Regions from separate parts of the Mus musculus genome. Here region 1 is linked to region 2. Evidence: chromatin contacts called from ENCODE Hi-C data. All regions are on one chromosome and are shown on one strand. The core of a region is the stretch at or near the end of the contact, and the rest is flanking DNA. Distances in the headings are between cores, read along the strand shown.

Region 1 (2,700 bases), core at 160-2,659, 2.9 Mb before region 2:
ATACTATAAATACCTTTCTAAAATAGGGGTATTTACTATTTGCAGTTCACAGTTGCAGAGGGTAGAATCCATGACCATCACAGTGGAGCCCATGATGGGTGTGTGTGTGTGTGTGTGTGTGTGTGTGTGAGAGAGAGAGAGAGAGAGAGAGAGAGAGAGAGAGGGAGAGAGAGAGAGAGAGAGAGAGAAAGAGAGAGAGAGCTGGAGCAGTACAGGAGACATCCCTGTGCAGAGAGCTGATAATGGATTAGGCTTTTGAACCTTTCAAGCCTGCCCCATTGGCACACCTCCTCCAAGGAGGGTCTGCTTCCTAATCCTTCAGGAATAATTGCTCCTCTTGGGGATCAAGCATTCAAACAACTGAGCCTAAGTATCTCTACATTCAGAGTGCTCTGAAAAACTAGCCCTACTACACACCTCTTCTAGATGATACAACGTGGCAGCAACAATGCCAGCTGACAAGCAGCGAACTGAAAGCCACTATTGTAAAAGTTGTGTGCATATAGACACTTTCTCCTACAGATCTAACATCTGTTTTTATGTAAAACTCAAAAAAAAAAAAAAGGAAAAAAGGAGCCTGGTAATTATGATGTTTTTCTGCGGGAAAAAGGCTGAATCATTAATGATTTTGAAGTCCAAAACGTTCCACACGTGAACATTAGTCTGCATGGTCAGACCGGTGCACATACGGAGAGAGTGACCATTTTCCAACCGAGCGGCTCCTAGTCCCTTGTAGACACCTGACCTGCCCCTGTAACCGCCAACCTTCCCGCAGGTGGAGTCCTGGGTGCAAGGCACACAGACACAGCAGCAAAGCCGGGCGGCTCCGGGGAGCTCCGGGTCGGTCCATGCGCTGCGCGGCGCCGCGGACTCCAGCCTCGCAGTCCGACCGTGGGCCGCGCCGCGCCGGGCACTCCCCTCCCCGGCCCGCGGTGCCCGGAGCCCTGTTGACCCGCAGCCTACTGCATACTTGGAATCCACGGAGAACACGGCCCTCCTGAAGTTCAGCCGGCTGCCGCCGCAGCGAACCACGCGGACTCCCTCTTCTACCATCTTCACGCAGGCGCAGGAAGCACCGAGCACCGGCCGGATTACGAACTTCCTTCATAGGCCGACTGGCCTGGCCCTACTCTTCCGCCCGCGGCCCGCCTGGGCCTCTCTAGCCTGGAGACTCTATGGTCGGCTCCACGCCTACGCCGCCATCTTTAGTTTGGGCAGGGTCAAATTAAAACCCTTGTAGAAGGAGTAAAGCCCAACAGCCACGCACAAAGTTAAATCATACCAGATGCCGCTACAGCTATTCGATACAGAAGAGAGTTTTCTCTTCGGCCTCTTTTACCGGACTCTAAAGGTTCCGCCAGAAGCGGAAGTGAACATCCTTTCTCCTACTGAAGCCGTTGCCTTTTCTGTCACTGTGATTGAGCGACAGCAAGATGACGCAGTCACCCTACTCCTATCCCACCCCCCTCCGTTGCCTTTTTTTGGGAGGGGGCGGGGTTCAAAGAGCGTCTTCTTGCAATGGTAACTGAAGTGGGGCGCTTTAGCTCTTTATGGCGGTTCTATGAGCATCGCTAAGTTCCTGTAGCATCTACGCCACACTTGCCAATGCAGTTTCGACTCCAGAATAAAAGTACACCTTGGTGTCAGGGCTCCTGCAGTGATGTCCGGTTTGCTCCAGTTGTTCAGTTCCTGTTGTTCAGAAGCCCTGACTTCTGAGGATGTTGATTCTTTTTTTTTTTTTTTTTTAGGTATTTATTTCAGTTACATTTCCAATGCTATCCCAAAAGTCCCCCACACGCTCCCCCACCCACTCCCCCACCCTCCCACTCCCACTTCTTGGCCCTGCCGTTCCCCTGTACTGAGGCAGATAAAGTTTGCGTGTCCAATGGGCCTCTCTTTCCACTGATGGCCGACTAGGCCATCTTCTGATACATATGCAGCTAGAGCTCCGGGAGGTACTGGTTAGTTCATATTGTTGTTCCACCTATAGGGTTGCAGATCCCTTTAGCTCCTTGGTTACTTTCTCTAGCTCCTCCATTGGGGGCCCTGTGATCCATCCAGTAGCTGACTGTGAGCATCCACTTCTGAGGATGTTGATTCTTAACACTTTGTGTTTTGTATTCGAGGTTGCTGCATATCTGTGTTGAACCGTTCGTTTGTCAATATTTTCCATTGTGCTGGCTCTTAACGACCCCTAAGGAAGGGCATCTGATATCTTAACCCTAACAGGAGCAGATTCTTGATACATTTGAAATTCACCATAACTTTATGCTGATTCATAGCAGGAAAAATATAATCCTAAGGGTCAAAACATCTATAGATCTTTAGGCAGGAGAGAGAGAGAGAGAGAGAGAGAGAGAGAGAGAGAGAGAGAGAGAGAGAGAGAGACGATTAGTTTTTGTTGGGTTCATAGTTTGGGGAGACAGAGCTAGACAGGAAGATACTGATTCTGTTTTTATCTCAAATTTAAAGAGTTTCTTTTTCATAATTATGGTATGCTTTTTCATAGTGGAAGAACATAGTGAGCTTAACCCCCCATCCCACCCTAGACTCTTGATGTCTAAGTAATACATCCTTTAAACTTGGAAACTTTGAGATCGGATATATGCTTATTATATTCTGAGACAATGAAGAAAATAAATGATCAAACTAGTTTTTACTTCAGTTGTTTTACTGTTTGGTGAACTTCGTTTAAATTAA
Region 2 (2,700 bases), core at 102-2,601:
CACATAATTATAAGAATAAAGAGAAAGAAGAAGGGTACACTAGGTTCAGAATATAGGAGAGTGAGAGCCACCTGCCCATATAATCATTACCAATAAACATATTTTGTATGCTACAGTTCCTCTCATATGCAATTATGTGTCTCAAAGAGATGTATAGAAGAAATAAAAATGTCCAACACATTTTCCAATTTTCAAAACCAAGAAACCCAGATGTTTAACAGATCAATGGACAAATTGGTTTATGTTACAACATCAAATAACAGAAAAAGGTGGCCAGTCATTTTGTAAAACAGTTCTAAGATCCAGCGTTTAACTTCTCGGCAATATCTGGTGGTAGTACTGCTTTTCCAACATTTCGTACTCTTTCTACTCAAACTGTTCTGTTTTCCAACCCCCACTTGTTTGACCGCGTGTTCTCAATCTCTTGAGACCTCTCTTTCGGCCTGTTCATCTGCCTACTCTTGCAGGACACCATCTGCGCGCTATTCCCTGGGTTTCCATTAGAACCTGCAAGGTAACAGGACTTCAAAGTTAGGTCTCCTCCTGTGTCACGGGCACACCCACCGAAAGGACTACTGGAAATCTCCGGTAGAATATGCCACAGACACTTTAAGTGCAATTACAGCCGAAGCTCGTTTTCTCCCACTTTTAATGAGCCACATTAAACGGGCGACAAGCAAAGACTCAAGCTAGAAATCCCAGCTTCACACCGACCCCGGAATTGAGCGAAGCGGTCAAATTCTGCTCTCCTAATGTCACACACACACACACACACACACACACACACACACACACACACACAAGTTTCGGGAAAATTACAAAAACTGAAATTCCGCAAACGCAGAGCACTTGTAAAAAGTCTCAGTTCGCTCCACAGACTGACTCTGCCCAGGACATCTTCCGGGTCGCGCAGAGTTCGGCTCCCCTTCTCCCCGGGACGAATCACAAGACCCAGGCAGCCACCCAACTCCATCTGCCGAACCCTTTGCTCCTCAAAGCCCAGGGAGAGGCTGCAGAGGATCCGTCCGCGGCCGATTCCCCGATCCCCAAGCGTGACCTCCGACCTCTACCTTGAGGGCTCTGGCAGCCCTGGAAGGTGGGCCGGCTTCACGTCACCCTACCACACGGACCGCCAGCTCCAGCTCCCAGGACCTTACCTGGAACCTGGTCCCTGTCTGCCAGCCAACCGCCGAGGCTGTCCAGTACCCGGGCCTCTGGCAGAGGCTAGCTCTAACAGCGGGAGTGAACCAAAGGGAAAGCACTCGGCCGCAGGACACACAGGGGGCGGCCATGTTGGCCGTAAGAAACATCCTGGCGGGAGGGGAAAGGGGTGGAGCCTGGAGACTGCGCAGGCGCAGACCTCCCAGGCGGAAGCGCTTCCTTAGCAATTGCAACTAGGGGCGGAGTTCTGTAGTCCAGCCCCTCGCCGCTGATTGGGTGCGCGGCAGCAGGTTGCCTTGCACATGGCTTTCGGCTTACTAGCAGCTGTAGTCCTAGCTGAGTTCCTGGTACCCACGCTCAGACAAGCCTTCCACAGTCTTATTCTCACTCCAACAATCCAAGCTGGCTTTCCTGTCCGCTTGCCTTCCCGCAAGGGCCTTCTGCTCCCCCTTGAACTTGCCCGTTTTAAAGATCTGTTTCAAGACATTCTTCTTCCAGCAACTAACCATTCTGGCTTCCAACACATTGTGTTGACTCTTAGCTGTCTGACCCACAGGCTGAGGAAAAGCACCTCCCTGCTCAACTTCATGGCTCTCCCTGATTGCCTCTGAGCCTTAAAGCCATTAAGAGTGGCTGCAGACACAGGAACTGTCTTTGCCTTCTGAAACTTGAACTTCCTAACCCTAAGTCTAGGGTTATCTCTACCAGATACAAGTGGTTGAATAAATCACTCTTAAAGGGTTTTCCAATGTTGAAAATTATCATTGAATAATTTGATAATGTTGAAATTATCATTAGAAGTTTAAAACATACTCAGAAAACGAGATCAAGGTGACCGAGTAAGAGGCTGAGAAGTTAAAAACACTCTATGTTCTTTCAGAGGACCTGGGTTTGGTCCCCAGAACTCTTGTGGAAAATCACATCTATCTATCTATCTATCTATCTATCTATCTATCTATCTATCTATCTATCACATCTATCACATCTATCACATCTATCTATCTATCTATCTATCACATCTATCTATCTATCTATCTATCTACCTATCTATCTATAATTACAGCTCTAAACAATCTGACACCTTCTCTGAATTTCAAGGGGATCAACCATGTCTGTGATGTACAGACACATATACATACAAGCAAAATATTTATACATGTAAATTAGAAATCTGTTTTTTAAGTTATGAAGTAAGTGCTGGCATCGTACAGTTATCACCTCATAAAACAGCTCTAGGGAAATAGAAATTGCATAGCTTCAGAAAAATAGAAGAAAAAAAACCCCTCCAAATAGGATGCTTGTAGTAAAGGGGGGAAATCATTATTTTCCCCTTTGTTTGTTTCCTTTACATTAGTGAAAATCTCTTCATTCAGTGGCAGAAGTCCAGGACTAGTATTTGGAGAAGAAGAATAAGTTAGAGGCGAGGCAGTGCTGGCCAGAAAAGCAGGTAGGCTAACTCCAGATCTTTACCTCTCCCTCTATCTCTCCAAATCCAATCCTCTAGTCTTATCTGTAGCAGAACTGCTGTGGCCTCTTCTC

The links. Hi-C counts contacts between places; a loop is a spot of excess contacts on that map.
Region 1: a loop to region 2 is called in a map of heart, with 14 times the contacts of the local background. The contact joins the promoter of Wdr75 here to the promoter of Mrps9 in region 2. A Hi-C loop is called at or near these places in 2 of 37 maps with a recorded cell type or tissue (heart and regulatory T cell).

What each region holds. Positions count from the first base shown.
Region 1 is chr1:45,793,875-45,796,574 of GRCm38, reverse strand. Wdr75 (WD repeat domain 75) reads right to left here and starts at 1,409. Exons shown (of 21, transcript NM_028599.3): 1 at 971-1,409. The coding sequence starts at 1,053.
Region 2 is chr1:42,849,884-42,852,583 of GRCm38, reverse strand. Mrps9 (mitochondrial ribosomal protein S9) reads right to left here and starts at 1,351. Exons shown (of 11, transcript NM_023514.4): 1 at 1,158-1,351. The coding sequence starts at 1,292.